Regions from separate parts of the Mus musculus genome. Here all the other regions are linked to region 1. A link is a loop called in an ENCODE intact Hi-C map of the cell type or tissue named here. Cell type or tissue: heart. All regions are shown on one strand. Region 1 has its middle 32 kb from the start of Gm33365. Region 2 has its middle 38 kb from the start of Pmp2. Region 3 has its middle 5.9 kb from the start of Fabp4. Region 4 overlaps Fabp4 (fatty acid binding protein 4, adipocyte).

Region 1 (8,000 bases):
CCACCACTTGAGCTTGTGGAGCTTCCGCTGCCGATGGGGCTGCCCCATCTGATCTCTGCCTTGCTGGGGGCCTGGACTGAGTTACTCATTTCTGGGCTCAATGTACAATGCTGTATCCTGTTGAGAAAGCATAGGTAGATTTCCATGTTTGTATCACTAAGCTATCAACCCCAGGGCCATCTTAGACTAATGGAATCAAACTGCTGGGACAAAAGTCCTGCTGCCCTGTGGGTCCCACTAATGCCAGAAGGCCTCCCTTCAGCCGCTAACTTCCCAGCAGCTCAAGGACCACAGCCCAGAAATCCTAAGGGAAGATGGATGTCGGCGGTATGGACCGAGCTGCCTTTTAAAACCTGAGGATCCCTGTCTCACAGCACTCAGCAGCCCTCTCTGCTTAGCACACTGATGTTGACCTGTCCTGGATACAAAACAGTGGAAAGAATTTTGTAGCCTTTCTGGATGAGCTTTTCAAGTGGACCCCATCCTGGGGGAGGGGGGGTGTGTGCACGCACAGCAGAAACCAGGGGTGACTTTTCAGTTCGTGGTTAGATTTTCAGTGTCTTGGTTATTAAGTAGATTGTCTTGCCTTCTCTGTAATCCAGATATAACAAGAAAAAATTTCATACCCAGTTAGAAGTGAAATGTGTTCTAATCTCACTTTGGGAAGACGATGTTGAAGGAACAACAGTACTGACTGTGGGACTGGTGGCTTATAAATAGCCCGGCCTGCACCTTAGTGAGGGATGGTAGCTTTCACTGAAAGCTGTCCAGTTTGTGACTGCCAAACTATGGAAAGCTGATAGTGGAGGAAGTAAATAATTGAACAAGTGGTTTGATTCAGGTTCTCATATCTAATATGTTACCAGTTACATTTGTTCTTGGTAAAAGAGAGCAGCAGTCAGCAAGGGATGGCAAGGTGGGCTTTCTGTTGTTTGAGACCGTGCTCTACTGTGGAGCCTTCACTGGCATAGAATTTACTATAGCCCAGGTTAGCCCCAAACTCAAGAGACCTTCCCGCCTCTATCTCCTGAGTGCTGGGATCAAAGGTGTGCACCATCACACCTGGCCTGGATGACCCTGTTGTAATAACTACCTTTGTATTTTCCAGTTTGGGTTGTTTTGCACTTATGTAATGAGATACTTAGGCTTCAGTAACTGACTGACTTTTACATGCATAAACACAAAATATGACATATGAGTGTCCATTTCAGTGTCTGAACCATGTCATTTTATGAAGGTATAATTTTTTCGTCTCAATTTTAGTAGTTTAACATTTGTGCCAAATTTTAAATTAATATTTTTTCCATTAATCAAAATCTAGGGCTGCAATCTGAGAACTGGGAGGCAGAGAGAAACAAGTAGATTTCTGGGACTCTCTCACAACCACCCTGCCTAGCAGGACTGGTAAGATGATAACCAGTGAGAGACCCTGTCTTAGAGAATTAAGAGGATGACATCCTAGGCACAAACCTGAGGTTGACATTTGGCTTCCACATGCAGTTCATTGGAAACTGACAAAATCTACAGGTGATTATTTCTCAATTATGGTAGAAACTGCAATGTTTTCAGGAAATTTATAGCTATTCTGTGCTTGCTTCTGGCTCACTGACCTGCACCCCAGTAACCTTGTCTAAAAACTCAATAGACTTCATTGTATACTTGCTAAGTCAGATTCTCCGACTAAATAACTTTCTAATACTTACATATTTAGAATATATATGTATATATACATGTGAATATATATACATATGAATCCGTTCTTCTTTAACCTTGCAATCTTAAAATATCTACAGTTTCCCCTCTCTTCTTCCTATACTAATATTTCCACATTTTGAACACATTATCTGATTCAGTCTCTTTAGCCACAAATACAACTTTTTGATGATCATCAATAAGTTGACCAAATGGTGGATGGTATTTGATCTCCCCAAAACGTCTCTGTCCATTGAGGCAAATACATCTTCACTCCATTCTGCATTTGTCCACGGAACACCGTGCTTCAGCAGACAGAAGGAAAAGCATACAATGTGCTAAGAAGTGGTGACAGCTGCCAGGCTAACACAGGGAGGAACGCTCAGGAACCCCTCTGCGCAGTTGTCCAATGCATTTAACTGTCAAAAGGGTTTAAAAGGCCAACAAACCAAGTACAGCTTATGACAGAGGAGCACACAGAGGGCAGCACCACCGCGGTGTTGCTGGAACACCATCAGAAGGCGACAGTTCTCAAACTCCTGGGCACCCAGATGCTGCTGGGAACCTCGAAGACCTGAGAACCAGAGCTGGAGCTGGAGAGCCGGAGCCGGAGCCAGGACCGGGACCGGCGCTGGAGCGGGGTTGTTCTGGCTTATCTCAGGGTGAGTTCCAGGAGTGCAGAGAAAGAAGCCTCCTGAGGGAGACTTAGAAATGAGTGTGTGTGACTTATTCGGGGTGGACCAGAAACTATATACCTTTTGTAAGAAGGAGTGTGCAGGAAGGGAAGTTTTATTGGCTAGACCCTCAGGGCCCATCTAAATATCTCGCTAGCATGCAGAACTCTGGACTTCTATGTCATATGACCAGCTGTCATGGTTCTCAGTGTGGGGTGTTGTGGTCACATGCTCCAGTACAGGAACCTGGTTGGGAACAGAGTCAAACACCTACTGCTCTCAATTATACGAGAATTGCTGGGGTTCCTTATTCTGTTGAACCTTAGCACGGTTTTTTTTTTTTTTTTTTTTTTTTTTTTGGTCTGGTGACACAGTTCCACTTACCCCACATACGTGCACCCACTCCATCAGGTCCTCTTCTGCACAGTCTAAGCTCTCGGGCAAGTCTGGTTCTGTACTAAAATGAGTGCCAGCGCATTACAGCGGTGAGAGTTAACACTCGCATGCAGAGCAAGTGTGTGGGGTGGTGGGAAACCCAGGCTCATATTTTACGTCTGAAATGTAGATTTGCTAATACTGCGTACTGTGGTCTGTCCCCAATATCTGTTCTTCCTTTATTTCAAGCTTTTGATCCTCCCTCCAGCCCTGTTTGGTGTGATCATACGACTATTCTCTTATCAATGAGATGTAGGTAGAAATTTTTTCATTCAGATTCTTCATAAATGAGGTAGAATACCTTTGTGGCTACTCTTTACCTCTTGTTTTGTCTACACCTAGAACACAGTTGTGGTTAAGACACAAGAATAGAGACAGTGTGGTGGACTGAAATAAGACTATGTCCCCCAAGGATACTCTGGACCATGCCTACCAAATCAAAACTTCTTTGTTTACCTCTGGAGTCATAGGAAAGACACAACTCTTAGTTTCTGAGCCACTGGTATCCTAGAGCTCCATGTTAGGCAATAAAATCTGATCTCAAAAATTGTAGATGGGAGAATGAACATAATGGGCCCTACCTGTAATCTCAGCTACTCAGGAGACTGGGATAGGAAGAACACAGTTTAACTCCAGCCTCCACTATGTAGTAAGATACCCATCTAAATCTGATAGGCAACTAATTCAATATATGTAAAGAACTCAAGAAGATGGACTCCAGAAAATCAAATGACCCTATTAAAAAATAGGGTACAGAGCTAAACAAAGAATTCTCAACGGAGGAATACCAAATGGCTGAGAAGCACCTCAAAAAAATGTTCAACATTCTTAATCATGAGGGAAATGCAAATCAAAACAACCCTGAGATCCCACCTCACTCCAGTCAGAATGGCTAAGATCAAAAATTCAGGTGACAGCAGATGCTGGCGAGGATGTGGAGAAAGAGGAACACTCCTCCATTGTTGGTGAGATTGCAAGCTGGTACAACCACTCTGGAAATCAGTCTGGCGGTTCCTCAGAAAATTGGACATAGTATTACTGTAGATATAACAATTCCTCTCCTGGGCATATGCCCAGAAGATGTTCCCACTTGTAATAAGGACACATGCTCCACTATGTTCATAGCAGCCTTATTTATAATAGCCAGAAGCTGGAAACAACCCAGATGCCCCTCAACAGAAGAATGGACGTACATTTGCACAATGGAGTACCCATCTCAAAAACAAATCTATCATCTACATATCTATCTATCCACTCATCAATACATTACAAGCCAAAATACAAATGGGGTTTTGTAAATGGCTTATGTAAAGAGTTCTAGCGTGTTTCTAACTTGCACAGCAAATAGCCCAAGGGCAAGCCTGTCCTTGTACAATCCACCTCTGTGTTCTTATTTGGAGGCATAATTCTGTTCCAGATCCAGAACAGGTCTGTATTCAATGAGATCCTTCATGAGAACAGAGTGCCTATGCAAGATGGCCTCTCCTCGAGTTGGAAGTAGCTTTGGTCCATAGTGTAAAGATGGGGGGGGGGGGGCTGTATCTAACTAAATCATTTTGATGTTAGCAGTAGATACTGTATTGTATCCTCAAAGCAGATAAATATTCAGAAGGCTGTGGAATTTTCCACTACTTGCATATCAGTTTGGCTCTATCCAACTCTTAATGTTGAGCATTGTTTTCCATTTCCTAAACGTATCAGCATCCTCCATTGTTTATATTGATTTCCTTTGTCTACCTACCCCCAAGAGAGTTTTCTGAGAAAAATAGAACAGTGTGCAATGGATTAAAAATCTCTTTTCCTCACAGCCTCCTATTTTTATGTCCCAGGTTGACAGAAAAGGGAAGCTGCATTGAATATTTCAGGATATCCTCTCCTCACTGGGCTTCTTGTTCTTGTATGTAGATGTCACCTTCCCACCTCAGTGCTCTCAGTCCAAGCACAATGCAAATCCCACCTGTCACTGCCCTGCAACCAATCCAGATGTTTTCTTCTTTCTTCTTTTAGGCAACACCATCTCATTTTTGACCTTGCAGCCACAAACAGTAATGTTTCTCCTCTCAATCTTCCATATCACGGTTGTTGTCTTTTTTTAAATGTCACAAGCTTATTTGATGAACTTGGCATAGATTAGCTATCTTGCTTCATTCTGACTTGTATTGGATCATTAGGAATCACAGGTTCAAAATCACTAACAATTAAAGTTTGTTCTGGTTCTGTAATTCTGTACGTGCATTATGTTTATATACAGGAGGATATCAGTTTTTATGATCTTCTACATGTGCAAAGTTTACAAATGAAAGCAAGTTTTATGTTTACCTGACATCTCTGAAAATTACTTTAAAGAAATCCAGGAAGATGTGATTTCTGTTATTTATCCTTAGGTCACTACACCTGCATAGACCAATGACTAGTAAGCCATGCTTCTGGAGAACACTTGGACATCGTAACAGAGATTTCTGTTCCTTTAATCGACACTAGTGGTAGCATAATGTGGAGACAGTAGGACTAGGAATACATAGTTAGCATTGTGTGACCTTGTCTTTAAATCACAATAAATGAAGAATAGAAACAAGAAGTGCTACCTACCAAAGCTTCACAAACAAAACCATGGAGGAAATATGTCTTCGTATAGATGCCTTTTAACATGCATTTATTTACTTAAGAATAAAGCTTTAGCTAGCTGGTATAACTACTGGACAAAGTCCATGTGAAATTCAGTGAAGAGTGCATGAGGAGTGGCAAGTTTTACATAAACAATAGACATTCTTGAAGCCTATGCTGATTGACATCAACTTGAGATTACTAGAGCCAAGAAGCCATTGGATTTTGACTTTGTATTCATAGGGTCCAGGATCTGAGGGGTACATGTTTTCAGCTCTGGTTGGTAATTCCAGCTGAACACAGGTTATATAGCCACAAATATAAATGAAGGAATCAAATAATTAAGCTGAGCCTCACCCTTCATGAGTCCCTCCATACTGCAATGCGTGCCTTTATCTCAGGGATGTTATCCTGTTGATGTTATTTCTTTGATAACAAATGGATTTCATCTTCTGTGTGAAGACTTTCCTGTCTTTTCATCTGGATGAAGATGAGAAATGATTACTTCATAGCTCATAATTTCATTACAGTGAAAACAAATTCATAAATCGTAAAATGTTATAAACTGTGTACCTGCTAAGGCATATGCATTTAGAACATTTGAAGTCACTAAAAATCAACAATAAACTAAATTTTTTAAGGAGCAAAAGTTTGAACAAACATTTGTCCAGAGAAAATATATAAATGCTCAATGAGCATGTGCGAAGCTGTTAATCCTTTATCTTTACAGAAATCAAATCAGAATGACCACATCCACTAGAATGGAGACCACCAAAAGCAAGGGCACTAGCAAGTGTTGGAGAGGACAGAGAGAAATGGGAACCGTCACAGAGCAAAATGGTACAGCTTTGGAAAATAACTGGACAGGAGTTGAAGTGTTATCATAAGACTGTCAATCCTACCCTTAAAACTACCTGCAAAAACTAAAACCATATGTCCCCAAACCTGTGTATGAATTCCTATACTGGATTTATCCAGAATAGCCTAAAAATAGAAACAACTGTCTACGACCTTTAAGAGACATATGCACAAACAAATATGATTTGCCTAACCCTCAGACACACAGACATGGAGTCCTTATGTTAGCTACAACACAAAATGAAAGCCAAACACTGTGATTCCATTGTTAGGAAATTCCCAGAATAGGCAAATGAGAGAAAGTAGATTAGAGACAGAGAACAGAAATGTGAGGAGACAGAGGCGTGCTGCCAGGGGCTTGAGAAAGACAGTAACCATTTTCGAAAAGGTTCTGTTCAGGTGTCGTACCATGCTCTGAAAGTACACAGTTGTGAGTGCTACACAACTTGGTGAGTGTATTGGGAGTCTCCAGAAGATAAACTGAAAACGAACCGTACATAAACATAGTTGGACTGGGATGGGACTCATTCAGTAAAGTGTGTGCCCTGCAAACAGACAGATCTGACTGATTCCCCAGAAGCTGTGCTCGCCCGTGAACTCAGCTCTGAGGCAGTAAAGACGGGAGGATCTCTGGAGCTCCCTGGGTAGTTTGTCTAGAGAAATAGCTAAGGTCTAGGTTCATCGAGAAACCTTATCTCAAACTATAAGGTGGGGAGAGATTAAAAAGATATACTGTGTCAACCTGTGACAAATGCACATTCACACAGACATGGAATGTAAACAAGCATATGAACACATATAGAATCTTTCTCTCTCACATACACACACACCCCTCCCTCTCCAATGTCTCCCTAGAGACATTGGCCTGAGAACCTGAGAGGGACATGAGAGGGGTGAGTGGAACGGATGAACCATCTGACAGGTAGACAATCCGGCCAGTCTCAGAATAACGAAGAGGAAGCGTCTCTGGCTCCCTTCCCCTTACGTTGTTAGCTTATTCATTCTTCCTCAGGCTGCACTGGGGCAGGGGAAGTCGCCTGTCAGGGAGAGCATGACTGAGTGTGTACACAACTGCCTGTTGCTTCCAGATGGATCACTGCAGGATGGAAATTCCCCATAATCATTCCAAGCTGGTGGCGACAGCCACAGAAGGTGTCAGGAAATGCAAGAGAAATGGATTTGAAAACTGTTTTTAATAAATATTTAAGGCTCACACAGTGTGTCAGTACAGAAACACTTGTTCCAGTGAGCTCAAACTAAGCTCACCAGCACCTAGCGTGCCACTTACTTATGTCACTACTTTTTACAAATATATGACCAAAGCAACTTTAAGAAGGAAAGGTTTGCTTCGATTTCATTGGAAACTATAGGCCATCATGACAGACGGGGCAGGGCAGCAAGAGCTTGAGGCTGGTTATGTTGCTTCTGATGTCAGGAGTCCAACTTAGGAATGGTGTTGTCCACAGTTAGAGTGAGTCTTGCTATCTCTGTTAATCTAGAAACACACAGGTTTGTTAGGTGTCAAGTCAACAATAAAGTATTAACCACTATACCTGGTCAAAGCATTTCAATTGTGCCCTCCTCCATATGACGATGTACCACTGGGTGCCCTGAGCTAAGCTTAAGCATATACTCCTGAGTTCTACCGTTTGGTAAATAAATCAAGGCACCTTCTTGACATTCTTTCACGCCTAGTGGGGATAACATGATATTCCAGGAAGCAACTGGCACCAGGCT
Region 2 (8,000 bases), 49 kb before region 1:
ACTGAGGAGTACTGAATGGCTGAGAAGCACCTGAAAAAATATTAACCATCCTTAATCATCAAGGAAATGCAAATCAAAACAACCCTGAGATTCCACCTCATACCAGTTAGCATGGCTAAGATCAAAAATTCAGGTGACAGCAGATGCTGACGAAGATGTGGAGAAATAGCTTGCAATCCCAGCAATGGTGGGATTGCAAGCTTGTACAACCACTCTGGAAGTCAGTCTGTTGGTTCCTCAGAAAACTGGACATAGTACTACCAGAGGATCCAGCAATAACTCTCCTGGGCATATATCCAGAAGATGTCCCAACCGGTAAGAAGGACACATGCTCCACTATGTTCATAGCAGCCTTATTTATAATAGCCAGAAGCTGGAAAGAACCCAGATGTCCCTCAACAGAGGAATGGATACAGAAAACGTGGTACATTTACACAATGGAGTACTAATCAGCTATTAAAAACAATGAATTTATGAAATTCTTAGGCAAATGGATGGATCTGGAGGGTATCATCCTGAGTGAGGTAACCCAATTACAAAAGAACTCACATGACATGCACTCACTGATAAGTAGATATTAGCCCAGAAATTTAGGATACCCAAGATACAATTTGCAAAACACATGAAACTCAAGAAGAAGGAAGACCAACGTATGGATACTTCATCCCTCCTGAGAATGGGGAACAAAATACCCATGTAAGGAGTTACAGAGACAAAGTTTGGAGATGAGATGGAAGGAAGGACTATGCAGAGACTGCCCCACTTGGGGATCCATCCCATAAACAGCCACAAAATACCAGACACTATTGTATATGCCAGCAAAATTTTGCTGACAGGACCCTGATATAGCTGTCTCTTGTGAGGCTATGCCAGTGTCTGGCAAATACAGAAGTAGATTCTCACAGTCATCTATTGGATGGAACACAGGGCCCCCAATAGAGGAGCTAGAGAAAGTACCCAAAGAGCTGAAGGGGTCTGTAACCCTATAGGAGGAACAACAATATGAACTAACCAGTAACCCCAGAGCTCGTGTCTCTAGCTGCATATGTAGCAGAAGATGGCCTAATCGGCCATCATTGGGAGGAGAGGCCCTTGGTCTTGCAAAGATTATATGCCCCAATACAGGGGAATGCCAGGGCCAGGAAGAGGGAGTGTGTGGGTTGGGGAGCAGGGAGAGGGAGGGTATAGGGGACTTTCGGGATAGCATTTGAATTGTAAATGAAGAAAATATCTAATTAAAAAAACTTTAAATAAAAAAGTCTCTGGTTTCTTTATTAAGTTAGTCATCAGGGTCCAATAGGACAAGCTGATTTTCTGAATAAAATTGGTTTCCTTTCTAAACCTTACTTTGTGCTGTTTATTTCTTAATATCAATACGATACACAGAATCTCTGCATTTGATTTTGCATATATACAAAAATTATTAGTAATTATTTATCATAATTAAGTTTACATGACCTAAATACTTGCTCTATTGTAAATTTTTATGTTGTTCTTTAAATAAAGATAATAAATCTCTGGTGTGTGGTGGTACAAGATTTTATAAACATAGACCTTTCATGTCTTTATTCAGATTATTTTCTCATTTAACTGAAAGATATGATAATGAGATTATTACTTTAGAGTGTTCAATACTATAACACTGGGGGGAGTGGGGAGTGTGAGGTTATAACTGAGACACTCCTATTGGTAAACTACCATTCCTTAATGAATTAAAACCAACTTGAAGAAGCACATCAGGGGATTAAGGTACCAGGAATGTCCATGACTCATTTTTACATTAGAGCTAGGTATTAGGAGGAAGAGCACTGAAAAAAAGACATAGAAGATGGAGGAGAAATCTGAACTGCACCAAGAGGGCTTCATACAGCCCTACACACTACACTATCCTACCCCATCATCTTTAGAGAAAAGGTCAGCTTCCATTTTTGCCTCAAAATGGTACAAATTCCACTGTGTTTCAGTAAACTATGCAGAAGATTACTGACTGTACAATCAATTAAGCTAATTAGCATCTATACTTCACACCAATATGAATCTAATTATCACTTTGCAATCTGTTTGATGTAGCACTGTACCAGATATTAAAAACTGATATTCGGTCTTTATCCCTCAGAGCATAGGTACTCTCAAAGTTTTAAATCTACAATGGCTCTTAACTTTCTGGGCCTAGGAATAGACATGGAGGAGCTGATGAACACTGCGGATTCCTTTTACAGAATGAACGTATGTGGGGAAACACACACACACACACACACACACACACACACACACACACACACACACATACACAGTGTAGCATTGCCTCAACCTTCTTAGTACTGCTTCAGCACTGTCATGGACCCCACTAGCACAGCTAATTCTCCTAAATTACTTCCCACTTTGGGTAATGTGCACTGTGCACACCTAGCAGGCCCTGCTGATCAGATAAGTGGATGCTTCTGCCCATTTCCCCCTTTGCATTCTTGACCATTTGAACAGAGTATCGGGTGGAGCCCACACCCGATAACACTCAGGAAGAAAAATGTCATTTCTGGAACCTTTCCATGACCTAAGACATAATGCAGAACTCAGCAGCTGGTCCTTGGCCAGTGATAATCTTAAAAGGAAGCCCAGGCATCGCAATGCTTTTCCTGGAGACAGATAGTGCTGTGTAACTTCTTTACAGTGCCCCACAGTCCTGAGATCTCTTCCTGGGAACAAACACTCATGAAGCATCTTCCTTCTCCTAAAGTTGGAGTAAAATAGAATCTGAACATTTCCCTCACTAAGCGTGAAGGGGGCTGGGGGTAAACCTCAATGGCTAGAGCTGGCCTCACATGCACAAGGCTTTGGCATCCATCCCCAGCAATGAGCAAAACAGTGATTATCTACGGGAAATAAATGTTTCATCTTACATAGGAACTATGCAAAAATAGTTTTGTTGTTGCTGTTTGTTTGTTTGTTTGTTTGTTTTTGTTTTATTTTGTTTGTGCTTGAGAGTATTTCTCTTTCCCTTCTAGAACCTAATTTCCCTTCTAAAGCAGGAATTGGGCCTTCCCTAGGCCAGCCCCTGCGGCTGGCCTTGGCCTTGGTTTTGTCTGCTTCCTCTTCCTAAGTGTTCCAGGATGACCAGTGAGGGACAAGGTACATACAAGGAGAGTTCACCCATCGGCTTTTGGTTTGGTGGCAGTGTCAACAATGTATTTGTTGGGAGAGGCCCTTTGGAGAAGATGGGAAATCTACTTAGCAGCCTTACATGTCAGATGAGCCCTCCTCTCACCAGCCATGTCGGGAGTCTCACAAAGTAAAGAGAAAGGCGTTATAAGTGGTGTCCAGATTGTTCCATTTTCATACTCCTTACAAGAATAAACCTAGGAAGTACAGAGGTAGTTTGGCTAGCTTTTTTTCTACTATTTGAAAAATAAATCAATGCATGTTGTCTTTCCATCAGTGGAACCAGCACACACTTCCTATGTGGTCCTAAGCGTGTTTAAGTCATTAACAATAAGAAACGGGATTACTTCTATTTCTTTTCCCCCTTTAGTGTCACCGCAGTCAGTTTCTGTAGTTTACCCATCCCCTGCCCTCTGTCTTCTGAAGAAACAGCCACAATTCTTCCACTATATAGTCACACCTTCAGCAGCTCCACTCGAAGTCTCAGATGCGGGACAGCTTAATTTTCCAAAGGTGAGGTAACAAAGACTTGACTTGTTTGCCCTTGATGGGGGGAAAACATGTCCTGTGTCACATAAACCCCAGCCGTGTCTCCCTCATGGCTTGCCAGCAGTCACGGGATCACGGGCTGGACCTCTCTGAGTCCACCACCAGGTCCACGGCCACTCTCACTGGACAGAGAACAATGAGCCCTGCAACTGCAAGGTCCACACCTACCCAGCATTTCTTGTTATTGTTTGAAAAGACCAAAAGGAAAAAAAAAAAAAAAAAGAAAGGCCACATGAAGCCTCAGGGCAGGAGGGAGGCTCAGAAGGAACTAGAAGGAAACCCTGCAGGATGTTCCAATCACTCAAACTCTCTGTGCATCCAAATTAGCTCGGAAATGGCCACTGGTTCACAAAAATCTGTTACCACTCTCCTCTTCCTGGCCACAGCCACCCCCACCAGCACCTTTCCTCCTCTCTATTGTTTAGCCATGCTGTCTAATCCGATCCAATCATTCTTTGAAAAAAAATTTTTCGTTTCATCAGGAGGACATAGATGATTAAGCAAGTATTTGACAAGTATCTCTTATCTTCTTATATTCTGCCAAATACGAACTTTCAAAAAAAGAAAGAGAGAGAGAGAGAGAGAAGAAAGAAAGCAGGCCAAAACAAGAAAATCTAAGGGAAAGAGTGACTGCAAGTCTGTTCACATAGGCCTGTCTGCTTCAGGCTGTCCATCCGCCAGCATGTGGGAGTGTCCCACTGCTTTTGCTGATTGAAGACAAGCAGATAAATAACTGTATTTTATGTTTCAGAGCATTCAAGTTTACAAAATCATTTTTACTTTACTCTCTTGATGGCTTCAAAATTAGCTGCAAGAGAAACATGAACTTACAGATTTTAAAACTTGTTTCTGGCTCTTGGGATTTGGATTAATGTCACAATGCTGTTATTGCCTTCAGTTCCTGGATGCTGGTTTCCTAGGCTATGGGATTATAACAGTGCCACCACGTCTAGCTAACTTCATGATTTTATTTATTAAATTTATGACTTGATTTTCTTTAGACTTCTCCAGAATTATTGTTAGATCTACAAATAAAATGAATTTATTTTCATATTTAGCGTATATGTTCCAGTCTTATCAGTTCATAATAATTATGAATGCTAATAAACCAATATCAAACACACTTTCCTTTTTAAATTTTATTTTTGTTATGTATGAATGGAAAAGTATAAGCCCAGGACCTGTAAGACCAAGGTCTCAGCATAAAGGAAAATTATTTGCCTCAGAGGGACAGAGGGCAGGAAATAACAATGATGGGAGATTGAGGAAGAGGGAGAGGGGAAGGGAACAAGGGAGAGGGGGGACAGTATTTGTCCCTAGGACAAATGACTGCCTCTGGATAGAGGAGACAGGCATGGCCTGTAGGAAAATGGCGGGTTATAACAGTAAAAGGGGAAAAGCCCTGTTAAGATGAGGTGTTTAATTTTAATTTGATGTGTTAATTATGTGAGCCAAAGGTGGCTTTTGATTGCTCAACTTCAATGCATTTGAAGCTGGACTTTGGTATTCAGCCTAAGGAGGAGGAAGTGGCCAAATAAGGGAATGGATCTGGTGGCTAGCTTCAGGAATATAATCTAAGGGGCTTTAGCAAGACAGGGGGAATGGAGGAGAAGGGCAAGGCCTGCCAAAGCCATGTTCGCCAGGCTCGAGTGTAAGTGCTTGGAATCAAACGCAGGTCCTCTGGAAGAGCACGACACACTCTTAGCCACAACTCCCTGGCACATTCTTTCTGTATAACCGTAAACATAAACACTTTTGAGCCAACCTCCTGCGGTAGAATGCTGCTAGCGATTTACTGCAGTTGTCCTACCTGCGTAGACACGGCTTTTTATGAACCACCTCAAAGGCAGGCATTACCTGTTATAATGTTCAGCAGAAATGTAGGAACTCAGAAATCGACCGTTCACACAGGTGAGTCGATCATCTTGCTTCTCTGATCAGCTTCATAGGTTTTTCTGGGAGAGTGAAGTCTAGGATGAGACCCAAAACAAATCAGGAGATCCACCTTAAAAATAGCCTGAATCTACGTGATAAAGGTTGCTAGGTTTCTGCCAATATCTGAAGTAATTTCCTTCAATCCAGTATCTGGTTGAACAATTTGTTTCTTTCTTTCTAGTCCCCCCCCCCCCCCCCCCAGGCTTGAATTCTTGCCAGGGGAAGGCTTTTCTCAGCGCCAGAAGTAGACTGGATCCGTTCCTCTCTGTTTCCCCATTGTCTACCAGAAGGGTTCCCAGAAAACAGAGCCGCTAAGAAGTAGCCCAGGAAAAGCTCTGAAGAGCTGACAATGAGCGAGGCCAGAGTGCCGGTGTCAGAATGAAATTGAGAAATTGACCGCCCGCGGGTGAACCACCAGCGTCACTCCTGAGTCTTGGGACACTGCCTCATAAATGTAATCTTGTGGGTGGGGCTGTTTCTAGAGAAAGAGAATGGAAGATGAGCAAAGAAATGGGACGATGATGTGAATCAGGACAGCAAGGGAGGCTGGGATAGACTGTGGAAGTTACAGCCTCCTTAGGGAAGCCCCACTGGACAAGCATGGTGGCCGCTGCCCTGTGTGTCCCTTCGTGCTAAGGCACGCTGACTGCAAACATCCTGTCCCTTCATGTCAGCTGACCTTGGAAGGAAAGGAACAACTGAAATTTTACAACTGTTCCAGCTGGAGAAGATCTTTTAATGGTTTAATGTTTTTCTGATGTGGTTCAATAATGGTTTTCTGCAAATTTTAGAACAACATTGAATTTAGTTACTGCAAGGAATAAATCAAACTAGGAACAAAATTTAGGGCATCGAGGAAGTCAATTAAAAAAAAAAACACAGCACAAGTGATTGGTAAGGTGATGTGAAAGGGTTGAGGGTTCGAGGTCAGCTGGGCTACAGGGCAAGACCTTGTCTCCAAGAGGAGAGAAAAGAGAAGGAGAGGAGAGTAGAAAGTCTAGCAAGAACATTCGCAGCTTGATTTGAGTAATTGTTTCTAGAAACTACAGTAAACAACTGATTTTGATATATAATGTGGAGAGAAGTTATAGAAAAGCTTAAGGTGACTTTTTATAAAGCAGTCATTGGAAAATGAGAATGAAAATTATTTAGAGGGTACAGTGTCCCCAACCTGTACCAACACAGTACATAAGGACAGCATTGAATAGCCGCGTGCTTGGGGAGCAGCACACCATCAGCGTGCTCCTCCCTGAGCAAACGGTGGGTGGACGCACCTTTGCACAGGCACACAAGTTAGGCGAGAGCATTCCCTCCCCGGGGCAAAGCTAGCACTTGCAGAGTGTCCCTGACTGTCCCTTTTGCTGCCCTGAAAGTTTGACTGGTTTGTCTCTCAGTGTCCTGGCCCTCACTATATTCTTTCGGCTCCCTTGCCCCAATCCTCCACTTGCTGGAGCCATTAGAAACCCTGCTTTGCTTTCCTGGCAACTATACTTACATTAGCCCTTTTCCATGATGCCTTTTAAAAACAATTCTTGCTTGCAGTGAATACCTAAGCATCTGAGTTAAGATCCCCAACTCTAAAGCTGGCCTTGGCAGCAAGCGTTGTATTTCTAGCAACCTCCTGGGTGGGGCTCACTGTCCACTAAGTCTAGCTCATCAGTAAGCTTCAGATTCATACTTAAACAAACAAACAAACAAACAAACCCCTAAGAATTAAAAGAAAGAGGGGATGTTGAGCAGGAAGATGGCCCTGGCCATCTGCAGCGGCAGAGGGCTTATCAGGAGCCACCGAGCCTGCGCTAAAGCGCTCTGGACGCTGCTTTTGTTCTGGAAGGTTGCCAAGGGTTTTTCACGCTTCTGTGGCATCTAGTTTCCAGAAGGAACCTGTAAAATGGTAAATAAAATTGCCTGGTGTTGAGCTGCAAGATGGCTCTGTGGGTAAAGGTACCTGCTGCCAAGTTTGATCCTTAGGATTTGATCCCGGGGATCACGTGCTGGGAGGAGTGGCCTGACTCCCTTAAGGTATCCCCTGACCTTCAAACGAGTGCCTGAGCGCATGTGCGCGCGCACGCGCGCGCACACACACACACACACACACACACTCTCAAAATAAGTATATAAAGTGCAATAAAAAAAATTTTTTAAAGAGAGGTACATAGCATTTGAAGAAGAAAACACCCTGTGCTGACTCTGAACTCCCAGACACACCTCCCCCCCATTCCTATCCCTGCCCTGCACACATGCACACAACTACACATGCATATACCCTCATAGACACAGGAAAACACACACAAGAACACATATATACAGCACAAAAAGTATTAATTCCTATAATTCTTGTTGTATTATTACAGGAAACT
Region 3 (8,000 bases), 120 kb before region 1:
GTTTGTTTGAATGGTTGGCTGAGGTGTTTATCAAAAGATGGCCTACTGGAAATGACTTGGAGATGCCTGATATTTCGTGGCTTAGTGTTGATGAAGGGATTTTAAGACTTAGGGAAATTGCAATGCTAGAGTGGATATATTGTGTAAAGCATAATTGTCCACAATGGGAAGGTCCAGAAGATATGCCCTTCACCAGCTCTATAAGACGCAAATTGGTGAGAGGGGCACCAGCACATTTGTAGGGTTTTGTTCTTTCCCTTTTCCTTGTGCCAGATCTTTTTTTTTTTTAATTTCAGTTATTTATTTTATTTTTTTTCCATTTTTTATTAGGTATTTAGCTCATTTACATTTCCAATGCTATACCAAAAGTCCCCCATACCCACCCACCCCCACTCCCCTACCCACCCACTTCCCCTTTTTGGCCCTGGCGTTCCCCTGTACTGGGGCATATAAAGTTTGCGTGTCCAATGGGCCTCTCTTTCCAGTGATGGCCGACTAGGCCATCTTTTGATACATATGCAGCTAGAGTCAAGAGCTCCGGGGTACTGGTTAGTTCATAATATTGTTCCACCTATAGGGTTGCAGATCCCTTTAGCTCCTTGGGTACTTTCTCTAGCTCCTCCATTGGGAGCCCTGTGATCCACCCATTAGCTGACTGTGAGCATCCACTTCTGTGTTTGCTAGGCCCCGGCATAGTCTCACAAGAGACAGCTACATCTGGGTCCTTTCGATAAAATCTTGCTTGTGTATGCAATGGTGTCAGTGTTTGGATGCTGATTATGGGGTGGATCCCTGGATATGGCACCAGATCTTAGCATTGGAGATGCTTCTGCTCAATTAGATGAATTAAATTCACTAGGTTTAGTTGGATTCCTAGGTAACAAGGGCCAGGTGGCAGCATTGAATCGCCGGAGACAAGGTGATCCAAGTTATTATAATGGACAGCATAGACAAAAGAATGTTTATAATAACATGCCCAGTAATGGTCAGCACAGGAGAGGTGAAATTTATAATGGCATGACTCGCTTGGACCTTTGGTACTGGCTAATCAATCATGGTGTTTCTAGGAATGAAATACATAGGAAGCCTACTGCATATTTGTTTGATCTGTATAAGCAGAAAAATTCTCAAACAAATGAAAGAAAGGCTACATTAGATTGTGGTAAACAGCAATCTCGGCCAGTGAATCAATTTCCAGATTTGAGCCAGTTTGCAGATCTGGAACCCCTTGAATGAAGGGGTGGCCAGGTTCCGCTGAGAAAGGATCTTGATAAGACACCCAAAGGTTTTGCTGTTACCCTTTCTCCAGTTCTTCCCCAGAGGGACCTACGGTCTTTTACAAGGGTAACTGTACACTGGGGAAAAGGAAATAATCAGACTTCAGGGGTCTGCTGGATACTGGTTCTGAGTTGACATTGATCCCAGGAGATCCCAAGAAACATTGTGACTCTAGAAAACCCTGACTAATACACCCATACAGCTTCATATGCCTTCTAATTAAAAAATTTTAATCTCCCATTTTAAAATCATAGCTCAAGGCAGCTATTCACTAATCAAAATAATGTACATTTGAAAAAGAATGTCTACACACTATGGTTTGATGTTTCTGGTATATTTGCCGCAACCAAACACCAATGCCGTACTATACTTTGTTATAAACACCTTTTTAAAAGAAGACAATCTGTGAACTTGAATACAAAAAATGGAGATGGGAACTGAGGGGTGTCTCACTGACTTGACTTAAAATAGTCCCTGTTCTCAGAAGTATGTCAAAGGACACAGGAAGAAAAAAAAAGAAGGAAAGAAAGACATGTATCATCTCGCGAGGACGGTGTCCCTGGGAATGATTTGTGAGAAAGCAGGAATGCTATTTGTATAGCTTGGCAAGGCAAGTAGGGAAAAGAGCAGGAGCTGGGACAGCAGCTTCAGCTTCCACGCTCTAAGGAAACCAGCCATGGGGGGTGGGGGTGGGGGTGGGGGTGGGGGTGGGGGTGGGGGTGGGGGTGGGGGTGGCTGTGTGGAGATTGCTTCAGCATCCGACCAAGCTTGTGCTCATAGATCAGTCTGTCAGCGCTGGGAAAGGATGCTGGCGCTTCCCTTGACTCACCCAAGAGAGGAAAAAACCCACATTTTATAAAAACATGTTCCCGTTGTAGCAAAGGGTAAGAAACAGGCCTGCACAGAGGACGTTTCCTTGGGCTGCTACTCTTTCCTCTGAGAACGAAAGAAATGCTACACAGTAAGGCAATACAGTGGGACTGCTGGCCCCCTCTCCCAGTCCAATGTAAATGTATTCTAAAGAATAGTTTAAAACAGTATAAGTGTCAAAATTATAGTTAAATATCAATGAGTATTTGAAAAACACTGACTTCAATATACAAATGAGTTTGCAAATGGTATTTTTTTTTAACCAAATGCTTTAAATGATTTTTTTTTCCAGAAAAAAAGGTGGGACAAACAAAATTCCTAATCAACTTATAGCAAATGATGCCTAGCTCTTAGCACACATTTGACAATGAACGGTTGATTCGGATGTTATAAAGAGGTGGGCTGATTTCGCCTTAGATGTGACTCCATGGTGATTTCTGTTAGCAATATGTTAGACATTGACTACCTCTTATCTAACTCTTATCTAAAATGTGTGGGTGTGATGGTGCAGGTGTCTGATCCCAGCCATCACTCAGGAAGCAGAAGCAGGCTGTTCTAGGTAAATTCAAGGCCAGCCTGATCTACATAGTTTTAGAATAGCCAGAGCTTTATAGTGAGACACGCAAAATAAATGAATAAATAAAATTTCTGGAATCAGAAGTACTTCAGAGATTGGATTTTGGGAGTGGAGTCAATGTTTGCTTCATAGTAAACAATGAGCTCTCAGGAGAGTGGGATGGAAGTCTAAGGAGAAAGTGTGTTCCCAATGCATGTATATCTCCCACACAGAACCCGAAGGGAACTTTGTAGGACAGTTTTGAAGGTGCCAGGCCCATGCAGGCTGTGTGAGCTGCTACATGAGGTGGTGGTTATGTGATTTCCACCTGTGGAGTCACACTGGCACTGAGAAAACTTTGCAATGGTAATATTTTAGATGTTGAAATGTGAGAATAGAGAACCCCAGCCTATGAGAGCAGTTTTTAATAGATATTACCAAAGACGTTTGATAGTGATTATGTTTCTTGATAGGTCTGTGGAGAATGCCTGAAACCTCTGGAAAGGCAAACACATTCTTCTTGGTTCATCGCACATTGCTTCACACACTGCTGGTCTTAGGCTTCTTGGTGTGTACAGCATAGGAAGGGGGTGTCATAAAGGTGGCCTGGGATTGGTGGATTTTTTGGCCCGATCTTGGAGCAAGCTCAGGAATTGGTAGGATTTTGTGGCTTCAGCTTGGCCACCTGACTTGAGGGTATGGAAACCACTGCTATATCAGTTAGGGTCGTCTACGGGTGGGGCCTGGCCAGTCATACCTTAAGGGGCTTACACATCTGCTGGGATAGCCAGAGACACTGCTATTTTTGAAAGCATTTCAAACATCCCCATTTGGGGCCTGGAGATGTAACTAAATGCTGAAGTATTTTCTCAGCCTGTACAGGGTCCTAGCTCAGTCATTACAGATGATGTACCTTGCCGAGGTGTCAGGATATCTATGTCTGTATCTTTCCCATCACTCAGGACGAGGCTATGGTTAACATAGTGCTATCTCCTGGGACAAATATTGTTTCTCCTTATTACAAGGTGAAGACTGACTTAGTCTTGAACACGGCACAGCAAATGGACAAGTTCTGAGTAACGTCCCCAACCTTGGGGGAAAATAACTCTTATTCTGATTCATGCCCATCCTGACAATTTGTTGTGTATTTCATTAATTTCTTGAAGTTGTTCTCAAGATGTGAAGAATGTCCTCTCACGCCGCAGTCACCAGTGCAGAGAACCCAGTCCTCTGAAAGTCTAAGACCACAGAGATTGTTCAAGCATGGGTATTTTGGGTCAGGAAAAATTTCCAATTCTTCCCAGCGCAGGCTTCCCAAGGGTGTGATATTTCTTCTGGGTCGATGTGCCTACTATACCGTGCCGCTTGCCCCATGTGAACTGGAGTTGAGCTAGCAACCTGCTAACGAACTTGACCATTCAGGAGGCTAATTTAAATGGTAGCCATCAAATGCGGCATTCCAGTTCTACAGCTGAGGAAGGGGAGTGTTGTCGATATCAATCAGCCAGCTAAGGTTTGCAAGCTCGTGAGCAGGGGAAAGAATTTCAGCGCGTCTAACCCCAGGGTTTGAGGATCTTTCTAGCCTGTGATGTGATTTATAATACAATTAACAAAATATGTCACAGGCATCTTATCACCCACTGACTGTAAATGTGAATGCAATGGCACTTCTAGTGTATTGGTGTCTTTAGAGAACAGAATTCCCAGCAGGAATCAGGTAGCTGGAGAATCGCACAGAGCCATGCGGATTCTTGGCAAGCCATGCGACAAAGGCAGAAATGCACATTTCACCCAGAGAGAAGGGATTGTAGTCAGCAGGAAGTCACCACCCAGAGAGCAAATGGAGTTCCCAGATGCCTGACATTTGCCTTCTTACTGGATCAGAGTTCACTAGTGGAAGTGTCACAGCCCAAACACTCCCCCAAAGGCTCAGCCCTTCCTTGCCTTGTAACAATCAAGCCGCTCCTGGATGAACTGCTCCGCCCTCTGTCTCTTTGGCAGGGTTGGAGCCCACTGTGGCCTGAGCGACTTCTATGGCTCCCTTTCTGTGATTTTCATGGTTTCTGAGCTCTTTTCCCCCGCTTTATGATTTTCTCTTTTTGTCTCTCTCTTGCTAAACCTCCTTCGTATATGCCCTCTCAGGTTTCATTTCTGAATCATCTACTGTGAACTATTCCCATTGTTTGCCAGAAGCCCCCTGGTTCTTCCTTCTAGAAGTTCAGGCCAGGAGTCAGAACCATAACCACCCACCACAACTGTAATGGACAAAAAAATGAAGTGAAACCCTTGGTCTTTAAGTCCAGTCCTAGGCTACACCCTGTAAGGCTGGTGATTAAATACATTTTACTTACTCAGTTCCCGTTTCTGAAAGCAGGGGCTCAGGTTAAAGCAAGTGGGGGACTCAGAGTGTCTAAGATTACAGGCAGAGTGGTTCCAGTGTCTGTTTCTAGCCTTTCTCTGGAAACCCACACAAGCTGTTTCTCCTACTAGAATGCCACCGTTTACATAGTGGTGGCCTGATTTCTACTTTCAGAACCCTTGAGCAGTTTCTGTATGCCATGCCCTTGCTGCGCGCCCACTGATAAAAGCTCTGTGAACTGGTTTCTCAGAGCATCCCGTGGTTCTTAAGATCTTTTCTGCTTTGTTGTGTTTTGATTTTGGTTTTGGTTTTTATCAGGATGGGGTTTCTCTGGCTGTCTTGTAACTCTGTAGACTAGGCTGGCCTCTAACTCAAGACCTGAATGCACCTGCTTCAAATACATGGCCACCTTCCGACTGGTTCTTAAGATCTTTATGACCCGATAGTGATCTCTGCAGCCCTAACCCTTCTGTCTTAGATATATTTAAGACATTAGATATCTTCAAATGCTATGCCTGTCCTGGCTCAGCTCTGAGATTCCGAGATATGTCCTCAGCCCCATATCCGAAGGCAAAGCCAGGCTGCTCCCATTGTAGTCCTTTTCTCCCTGGCTCTGAGGAAATACTCAGCCTGCTGTGTCTGATTTTTTTGCTTGTTTGTTTTTGTTTATTTGTTGTCTGGCTCTTTTTAAAATTTTAACACAGAACATCTTTTTTTTTTTTTTTTTTTTTTTTGTATCTGCACATCACTATGTACCAAGCACAACTGGCACTTACTAGGGATTTAATGTCTTTTTTTGTATTTAGGTCTATTTGTAGAAAGTAAGTTATATATGTACTCAGGCTTAAAAATATATAAGATGCAAGCAGTTGAGATGGTGAAAGTAATAAGACACAAACAGAGCAAATGTGAAGTGTGTGTTTGTGTGTGTTTTTGTGTGTGTGTGTGTGTGGGTGTGTGGGTGCACACACATGTGCTTATGCTCATGCATGTGTGCTTGTACGTGGTTGCATATCTGCCCTCATGGAGATATGTGTGTGTGTGTGTGTGTGTGTGTGTGTGTGTGTGTGTTGGCAGGGGGGTTACATGGTGCAGCTGGCCTGCTGGTAAGTTCTTCTCTGCTTTTTTCTGGTAGAGTGTCACCTTTGCTTCCACTTAATTCCTGATGGGTTTGCTTTATGAAATGAAGACAAAGTAGGTCACAGTTTATCTGCAGAAAGCACTTTGAGGTCCCCTCCCCCACCGTGGGTCCCTGCTTGCACACCCTGAGCTATGTGTGAAGAGGTTCTTTTATGAGCAAGAAGGCAAATGAAGAAGTTATCTAAGAGCCTTCAAAGCACTCTCAGTCTGTCTTTACCTGAGGCAGAGTCTGTGGCTTACTCATTCTTTGCTAAACGGTTGCCATCTTGAGATCAAGGAGTCAGTGCTTAGTCATCGGAACCATGCATGTAAAGAAGAACATACTGGCCTAGCTGGACAGGGGACCTAGGACAGTCCTGGTAAGTGACCTCATCAGGGAGAGAAGGAAAAAAAATGTGCCTGCATTTCCTGTTCAGGGCTCACCTTACAGTTGCCAGCAAGCACCCGAATGCACTTAGAAAGCAGCATTAACAAAGTAAGTTTGCCTCCAATAAAAGGGGATCCTGGATGTGAACCCTCACCTTAGCTGGCCTGTACAAGCTGGAAGCTCTCCCTGCCAACGGGGCTCCGTCGTTACTCTTCATTATCTAGAGTGGGGTCTGTTTCCTCACTAATTAAAAATTGTCAGAAATGATATTCTCATTTCCTCCGAAAGAAGTAAACACAGGCAAAGGTTAGAAGGATGCATTCCACAGAAACGGCCCATTGAGGAGCAAAGTGCAAGGCAAACAGCCTGGACCAGAGGGCCTGCCCTGTCAGCCCTGAGATTCTGAGATGTGACCTCAGCCCCACATCCCCACAGCCAAGCCAGGCTGTTCCCACTGCAGACCCTTCCCCTCCTCCAGCTTTCAGGCTGTTCCCACTGCAGACCCTTCCCCTCCTCCAGCTTTCAGGCTGTTCCCACTGCAGACCCTTCCCCTCCTCCAGCTTTCAGGCTGTTCCCACTGCAGACCCTTCCCCTCCTCCAGCTTTCAGGCTGTTCCCATTGCAGACCCTTCCCCACGGCTCTGAGGAAGTACTCAGCCAGCTGTGTCTGTGTGGCTGTTGTTGGGCATCCCAGGTTCTTTTGTAACTTTTAATTTGGAGACACACTCATTGCTAAATTAGCTAGGATGGCCTTGGACTCACTCTGTGGCTCAGGAGAGCAGCGAACTTAGGGGATTCTCCTGGCTCAGCCTCCTGTGGTGTTTCTTTGTTTGTTTTTGTTTTTACTTTGCTTTAACAGGACCCTCAGGAGCCTGGTCTGTTAAGATTCCCTTGGTATATCTTATGGGATATCCGATTGTATCTCATAGTGAATGAATCTGGCTAAAAGTTACTGCCTGACGGTTGGTCTTTGCTTACTAGGAACAAACTCACACGTTTGCCCTGATTTACAGATACCCCCCATGGCCATAGTTGAGTGAAATTAACTGCACATGGCACTAAGCCAGCCATCTTGTAGTTCCTCGGTTCCCCAGTGTTGTGGCGGTTGTCATCTATCTTCAGCTGACAATTCCTTTGTTCTGGAAGGCCCTTCTGGTGTCATGTCAGCTTACATTGTGCGGATGCTCTGGACAGTGGGTCCCTAACTGTCCCCTGTACACCGTCTTTCCCAGTGTGGGAAACATGTTCCTTGCTCCGTGGATCCCCAGTGGTCAGCCTGTGCCTAAGGCATGTGTGAATAAACGGGTGGACTTGGTGTCACTGTGCTGCGCTACCAGTTCCAAGAGAAACAGAGCACAGAGCACAGAGCACATGTGAAATTCTAGCAACCACATTAGAAAAGTAAAAACAAACAAACAAGCAAATAAAAAC
Region 4 (8,000 bases), 110 kb before region 1:
AAGCTCGTGATCCCTCCAGGTGAACCCGCAAGAAAGAGTCTACAGGACAATCTTTTACTCTCTGTAGAACGACAAGATGTGGCCTTCTTTGCCAAGCTTGCGATTCTGAGGTTCATTTGGCTACTTGCCTGTTTTCAACATCTCCTTTTACATGAAAAATTTGTAATAATTTAAAGAGAAAAATATTCCTTCCGTTTGTTTTTTTTTTTAAAGGATGGGGGCAACTTTTACTTAAAACTGAAGTCATGATATTGCCCCTCTTAGAAAACAAATCATGTTGGAAAATATATTTTAGCAAATTCTTTTCTGTCTCAATGTCAAGGCCTAAGAATGTGTGATTATTTTACAGTTGACAAAAGCTTGGCTTCCGGAGATACTTTCCTTCAAGGACTTAAAGGTTTCTTCGTTGGTTTAGAGTGATATGTGATGTCATAGATTTGTGAGTAATTCAGAAGGAAAGCAGGGCATGCAAAGCACACATAGAACTTGCCCTTCCCACGATATGGGCTCACAACGGTCTATGTCCTGTCAACACTGCCCACAGGCTGCTGTGTGGCCAAACAGCTTTGCCTATCCGTATAGAGGGGCCATCGCCCAGCCAGCGATGTACTTCATCAGGAAGCGTCTGCTTTGAAGCCCTCTCTCCTGACCTCCCCATATTACAGAGTATCTCCGTTAGGACAGACTCCCCTCAACCTGCAAACCTTCCCTCAGTTATACAGTGGGAACTTTTGGTTGTCTGTCAATATTGTTGTCTTGTTTGCAGACAAGAAGAATATCGGGAATTTCAGCATGACTTAGCCCATCGACTGTTTACTGTTCAGTGTGGTAGTTACTATGCACTGAGCCAGAAATACCAGGGCTTGAGACACTTTTAGCTCTTGACCACTTGAAACATTTCATACTGCTACCATTCCTATCTAAATTATAATGACACTACTTAAGTTGTGAGAGACCCATGATTAAAGGCAGTAGATATTTCCTGAGTGGAACTGGCAACCGTAATTAAGGCAGAGTAGGCAGGTATTGGCTTCTGCAGTCAGATAAAAATGAAGACACAAGTGAAGCTGTTATTTGTCCCCGGCACGGTCTCTCTGCAATCATTTCCCAGTGCTGTGTCCCTTTCCTGCGCTGATTGATTGTACAGAATGCTGTGCTGTGTGGCAGAGTGACAATTCAAGGCAGAGACACACCATTTCCTCACTGTGGTACTGTTTAGACAGAGAACTAAGTCGTACCCTCTGCATCATTTATCTTGTGGTGTGGTTGTCTCTCAGTTCATCCTTAGTTCTAGCTTTGGGTCACCTTTTGTCAAAGACATAGCCTTTATTTAAGCATTTGTGTTGAAGGAGTCAGTGCACCCGAGACAGAAGGATTCTGTGTAACATGCCGACAGGGTGACTAAGGTTCTAAGTTGTTCACCCTCCACAGGGAAGCTAAACAAACAAAGTTCACAGCTTAAGGGACCGAGATGCAGAGTGTTAGTTTCCAAACTTTTCTATACACTGACATTCTGATTTCCTGAGTTCAGAAGATACTTACCCAGTCTGCTTTACGTTTCCTGATTGTTGAGAATGCGATCACCATTCTAAAAGGACATGAAATGTGAAACAGCATGTTCACTCTACAGAAATTAATCAGACAATTCATTTCATGAGGGAGTAATATGGGAAAGAAGCCTAGAAAATTAAATTTGGCAACAAGTGTTGTGAAATGTGATTTTTGTTCACTCAAAAATAGATGACCTTTTAACACAATAACTCTAAGTGAGGCCTGGCCTTTGACTTAGATTTTAAAAAAAAAAAAAACTTTTAGTAATTAAGAAAGAATAAAATGGTCAAACTGCCTCAATCACAAATAGAAAATAGAGATAATATACATACACTTATTATTAGCATATTATAATAAATATAGACATACAGACCTATATAAAACACATAGACATCGAGATATGAAGATTTAATCTCTTAATACATTCTTGTTGAAATTAAGGACTTATCTGAAGGAGTGTAGTTAGCAGACAGGCACAGTAAATCTGGATGGATGACAGGTTCTGAGAGCATCAAAGGAGCCTCCGGCACCCTGGTGTCTTCTTCATCACACACACAAATGTTAGCTTTACATGCGTTCTCTTTCTCCCTGTAGGAGTGGGCTTTGCCACAAGGAAAGTGGCAGGCATGGCCAAGCCCAACATGATCATCAGCGTAAATGGGGATTTGGTCACCATCCGGTCAGAGAGTACTTTTAAAAACACCGAGATTTCCTTCAAACTGGGCGTGGAATTCGATGAAATCACCGCAGACGACAGGAAGGTGAAGGTGAGGAACAAGGAGCTGATGCAGAGTGAGGGGGGCCAGGCTTCTATTCCACGGCCTGCAGGAAGCGACTTCAGCTCAAGGGGAAGGACAAAAGCTTCCCTTGGTGGACTGACAGCCTCGGAGCTCCCATACCTAACCCAGCTCCGTCAGTGCGCAGAGGGCGCATTTCCTCTTGCTCTTAAGCTGTCCCGATATTCACAATGATTAGCATGTTTTATGAGTCATACAGTAGTGCATGTGGAGTAAATTCGAGCAGTAAAACGTTAGGGGAAGTTTATAAAAGCGAGGCTGAAAGCAAGAAACCCACCATAACATTACCGTGCCCACCTGCATGTGTCTGCCATCTAACTTCTTTCACAGTATATCCTTTTTTTCAAAAACCAATTCTATTTTCGGTTTCTATTCCGAATATATAAGTAGATATACATATACATGAGTTCTACATTATTTTTTCAAGATGTGTTTCTCTTTATACCTTCTTGCTGGATTATGTTCTTGTCCTGTAGAGTTACTGAGAACATCAGAATAGTCCTTTGGACCCAGGTTCCATGTTTTTCAGTCTTGACCTCCATGTGCAAACTGCAGTCTCTTTTCACTGTGCCCACAGAGCATCATAACCCTAGATGGCGGGGCCCTGGTGCAGGTGCAGAAGTGGGATGGAAAGTCGACCACAATAAAGAGAAAACGAGATGGTGACAAGCTGGTGGTGGTGAGTTACGCTGCATACTCAGCTATAGAGCCTGAGAACATTACAGAACTCTAGAAACTGCACTTGCTGTGTAGAACAAAAAGGCTCATTTGTACTATATGTTTATTTTGAAGCTGAGGGTTGAATCCTGGTTCTCTCACTTGCTTAAAGTACTCTGCCCCTTCTGAGGTGCACTCTATCCTCCCATACAATCAGGCTCCACCCTCCCATGCAGTCAGGCTCCACCCTCCCATGCAGTCAGGCTCCACCCTCCCATGCAGTCAGGCTCCACCCTCCCATACAGTCAGGCTCCACCCACACACGGTTTCCCCTAGAAAGCAATCCCAGCCTCCTCTCTGGCATCACAGACTGATCATCACGGGACTGTGTTGTGTATTTTGTCTCGTGGCACTCACTTACCGTGCAGATTTTCTAGCTCCCTGAAAGGAGGACCTGAATCTTCCTGGTCTTTGTACCACCCTAAACTACCATACTTGGAGATGAATGAGCAATATAATATAAGATTCCAGAACACATTGTGGGTTTTTTGTTGTTGTTGTTGTTGTTGTTGTTTTGTTTTGGTGTTGTTGTTATTGTTGAATATCATTTCATTTCCAAAACCGAGAGTAAAAAGTTAAATCCATGCTGTTATCTCTCTGATTGACCATGTCAATTTTGTGCCTGTGTCTAGGAATGTGTTATGAAAGGCGTGACTTCCACAAGAGTTTATGAAAGGGCATGAGCCAAAGGAAGAGGCCTGGATGGAAATTTGCATCAAACACTACAATAGTCAGTCGGATTTATTGTTTTTTTTTAAAGATATGATTTTCCACTAATAAGCAAGCAATTAATTTTTTCTGAAGATGCATTTTATTGGATATGGTTATGTTGATTAAATAAAACCTTTTTAGACTTAGAAAGTTGTGTAATGATACTTTTATTGTGTGTCTAATTTTGTACTTGTAATTGTGAAGATAATAGAACAAATTGCATTACTTTTATTTTGGTTCTGGTACAAATAATATGATCTTTCTTAATAATGCATGATAAAAAAGCCAATGTCCATGAACTTACCAAGTCTGCATACTAAGGTCCGCTGTGGCATACAAGACCTTGGGTAATCCTAGACACAGTGAAATTATTCATCTCCATATGATTAAAGCATGAAGCTTTGTTTCTGCCCTGTCCTGGACTGTTGTAATTCAGCAGTGCATACAATGCTGTAGAAAAGATCTCTGGTCTCCATAGCATTCATGCGTGCATGTGTGTGTGTGTGTGTGTGTGTGTGTGTGTGTGTGTGTGTGTGCGCGCGCGAGTGCGCGAGTGCGTGTGTGCGTGTGTGCATTTCTTACTAAGTAGTCCAGGCTGGTCTTGAATTACAATTCTGCCTCAGCCTCTTGTGCCTTGTGCTGCTAGGGTTATAGGTATGTACTATAATGCTCAGTGTGTCTGAAATTTTTAGTCTAAAACAAATGTTTTAGACTAACGAAAATCCTGAGGCTGTTTATTTATAAAGAAATAAATTTATTTGGCTACCAGTTTTGGAGGCTGAATGCTCAAGAGAGTACAGCCCCAGAGAGTTGGCTGAGCTCCTAGTAGGTGGTGTCATCGGGAAAATGATAAGAGAGAGGGGCAGCAGAGAGGAGCATTCTTGTCATCTGTAACAACGTATTCTTGAGAGACCTAACGTTCCTCTAGCCTTACCTGAGAAGATTCTCACCTGCAAGCCCATCCCGCTCACCTGCAAACCCACACTGACTGAAGGACCTATATGTAAATCCCATCCATTAATGCTCCAGCAAAGGTTTGATTCTGGGCCAGGTCTCAACATTGAGGCTGGCACACAAGCCAGAAATCAGATGGAAAACTAATTATGAAGAGTCAGGAAAACAGTGTGATTAATATGGCCACATTGGTAAAGGCTGGGGGGGGGGGCATTGAGCATCACAGCCCATTTTCAGGTGTATGGATCTGAGCCTCAGCTGTAAACTGAGGGAAAGTTGAGGCAGAGCAAGCATTATACATTACAAAGCCCTCTCTGTCAAGGTGCTCACTGACTGAAAGTGACCTCAGGCCTGGGCCTGCAAGGTGGCTTCAGTCCTTACCAGGAAAGGGACAGTCTGAAAATCCCTATGACTGGATCTGCTTAGGGGGCAGCTTTACTTTCTTTTTCCACACCATCCTAATCAGGGTGATGTCTTCCTAGAGTGATATGCCTGAGAGGCAAAGCTGTTCTTGGAACTCAAGATTACTTTACGCTTATCTCAATGATAGGACACCTCCAGACACTATACCAGGGGATTTGGAGCTAGACATGAAAACTGACAGCTGACTGTCACTGACAACCTTGCCAGAAACACATTAATATTTTAATACTTCTATAGAGAGAGTTGAATAGGAGTCAGACCCAAGGTATAGGGGGTAAATAAAAACGAAGGCAAAAATATCATGTGTCAGGTACGGTGAATCACGCAGGGGTATCTGTGGCATTTGTAGGACACAAGCGAAAAGTCGCTGCTTTTCAGGAAAAGCAGTTCCTAAGACCTTGCTGCAATCTGATAATACTAGATGTAAGTACCCAATTTCCAACATCAACAACAATAAAAATCTCAGGACATGAAAAGAAATGGAAAAAAATTCGTTTAGAAGATGAACTGGAAATCTGGGAGTGGTTGATGAGAATGCATAATGACACACCTGCCACAAGACACGGCACAACTCAAAAAATATAAAACAGAATTACTGTGTGGGTCTGCAGAGCGAAAGAAGGATGGCAAAGGCATCAATAACATTCACAAAATGTCATTAACAATAGCTAAAAGTCAAATGTCCATCAGCAAGTCAAGGAAAGAGCAACATAGACCCACAGCCATACAGGCACATATATGACCACGCACCCATAGCATGTACACACAATAAAATTACTATAGTCAGCCTTATAAAGGAAGGGAAATTTCTGCTCATAGAATAATAATAAGTCTTTTTTATTGAGACATTTTGTAATGTATTTTGATCATGTTTTATCCTTCCCTCAATTCCTCCAGGTCCCCTACCCATAGTTACATTCTTTCCCTCTCTCTCTCTCTCTCTCTCTCTCTCTCTCTCTCTCTCTCTAACAACAAAACAAACAAGAAACAGAAACAAAAACCCTAGAAACACAAAAATCAAAATAAGCAAAATACAATAAGATTAAAAATAATAATTACCATTGGGTTCATTTTATGTTGGCCAACCATACCTAGGTATGGACTGTGCACTCAAGTGTGTTTCATAAACCTACACAGTGAGACTCCAGTGGAGAAAACTGATTTTCATTTTGCCAGTCAGTATCAACTACAGATAGCTTCTTAATTAGGGTGAGACCTCATGTCCAGTTTCTGTTCTCAGTGCTGGAGCCTTGTCTGGCCTGAAGTTGTTCAGGTCTTGTGTGTGCTGCTGCAGTCTCTGAGCTGGTATGTGCATTGGTCCTGTTGTGTCTGGACAACACAGTTCCCATGGAGCTGCCCATCACTCCAGCTCTCACAAACTTCCTGCATCCTCTGCATAGATTCCTGGCTGTGAGAGGAGGCCTTCAGCAAAGACATCCCATGTAGGACCGAGCGTTCCAAAGTCTTTCATCCTCTCAACATTGTCCATCTGTTAGTCTCTTGTTAGCTCCCATGTACTGGAAGGAGGAAGCTTTGCTGAAGAGCGCTTTGCGCAGCACTGATCTACATAAATAGCAAACATCCTTATGAGTCATTTTATTGATAAGTCCATTTAGAAGACTAATAACAGTAGGTTTTACCCTAGACTCTTGAATTATGTAGAATAATAGTAGTAGGTTTTTTTTTTTTTTCCTTTAGGCCTATGAATCATCTAGTCTCAAGTTCTTGGCTATTTTAGCAGGGTGTAGATTCCATTTCATGGAGTGTGCCTTAAAATCCAGTTTAAAAAGTGGTTGGTATTGTGCTACTGTGGTGGTATTGTGAATGTATCTTCGCCAAGTCCCAGGGTTTGTAGCTAGGTGATACTGATGATCACCTTTGCCTCTAAGAACCCATAGAATACCTTCCACTGCCATGCATGCCAGCCAAGAGTGGTGAACATTTGAGTTAGGCGCCAGGTCAACCTCTCCATTTCAATGACATAAACAAGTGTTTTCAGCAATGAAGTCTTACCAGCAGTCTGTGGGGTATAACTAATATCCTGTAATGCTTGGACTCTTCAATGGGGTCCTTTTGGCCTAACAAGATGTAACTTGTTCCTGGAACCTGAGCTTTTACTTGGTAGTGTAGGATATCTAGTTGGAGAATCAGCTTCCCTCTTATTTGGAGACTCAATTTCTATTCCTTTTCTATGTGTGTATATGCCAGAAGCTTCTACTGTAGTAGGTTTCTGTATGGCTTTACAAATAACCTTCAGTGCTAGTTGACCCTTTCTATATTCCTTCCTTTATACTGCGTTCCTTCCCCCTCCCTATTTAAAAAAGAAAGGACATTCTGACAGGCTAAAAGTAATAGATGGATTTTAAGGATAGGCTAAGCAAAATAAGCCTGCATAAAAATATGTAATAATATGTGACCCCCCCTCTCTCTCTCTTACACACACTCACACACTCAGAGAGAGAGTCCTTGAAAGAGTAAAAATCATGCAAGCAGTAATGCTTGCGGTTACAATGGAGAACATATTGTTTTGGAGCTATCAAGAATGTGGAGTACCTGCTGATGAAACTTTCTGGCCACCAGAGGAGACAGCTTCTAAAACAGGCCATGTGTGCCACAAGTAGCAGGGCTATGAGTGTAGGGCTGCCGCCTTAAGTCTGTTGGACTTCATATCACAAAACCCTAGATACTGGACATAGAACAACAGGACCTTGTTTTGGTTCAATCATTTTGTGTGTGTGTGTGTGTGTGTGTGTGTGTGTGTCTATTTTGCACATCTTCCCTTTGGAATGACATTGCTTACTTTATACTATTGTATACTGGAAGTAGGTAGTGGTTTATAGCTAAAAC

The links. Hi-C counts contacts between places; a loop is a spot of excess contacts. Peaks named below come from ENCODE experiments on the same cell type or tissue, not always from the same donor. Only the 100,000 strongest peaks of a DNase experiment are listed, where the experiment ranks them.
Region 2: a loop joins it to region 1, with 10 times the contacts of the local background. A loop is called at or near these places in 6 of 42 quality-filtered maps.
Region 3: it touches region 1 in a loop (5-fold over the local background); 3 of 42 quality-filtered maps call a loop at or near these places.
Region 4: a loop joins it to region 1, with 4 times the contacts of the local background. A loop is called at or near these places in 3 of 42 quality-filtered maps.

Annotation. Positions count from the first base shown.
Region 1 is chr3:10,092,003-10,100,002 of GRCm38, reverse strand. It overlaps the pseudogene Gm9833. Among named protein-coding and RNA genes, the nearest start is that of Gm33365, 32 kb to the right of the region's middle. In heart, no CTCF peak of the experiment used is centred here; DNase peaks (open chromatin) are centred at 4,742 and 7,282.
Region 2 is chr3:10,141,425-10,149,424 of GRCm38, reverse strand. No RefSeq gene overlaps it. Among named protein-coding and RNA genes, the nearest start is that of Pmp2, 38 kb to the left of the region's middle. In heart, a CTCF peak has its summit at 3,807; DNase peaks (open chromatin) are centred at 2,534, 3,144, 3,814 and 6,134; H3K27ac peaks cover 1,416 bases.
Region 3 is chr3:10,210,506-10,218,505 of GRCm38, reverse strand. No RefSeq gene overlaps it. Among named protein-coding and RNA genes, the nearest start is that of Fabp4, 5.9 kb to the right of the region's middle. In heart, a CTCF peak has its summit at 4,701; DNase peaks (open chromatin) are centred at 1,985, 4,575 and 6,805.
Region 4 is chr3:10,200,268-10,208,267 of GRCm38, reverse strand. Fabp4 (fatty acid binding protein 4, adipocyte) reads left to right here. Exons shown (of 4, transcript NM_024406.3): 2 at 2,146-2,318; 3 at 2,926-3,027; 4 at 3,698-3,926. The coding sequence ends at 3,748. Among named protein-coding and RNA genes, the nearest start is that of Fabp4, 4.3 kb to the left of the region's middle. In heart, no CTCF peak of the experiment used is centred here; DNase peaks (open chromatin) are centred at 2,267 and 3,287.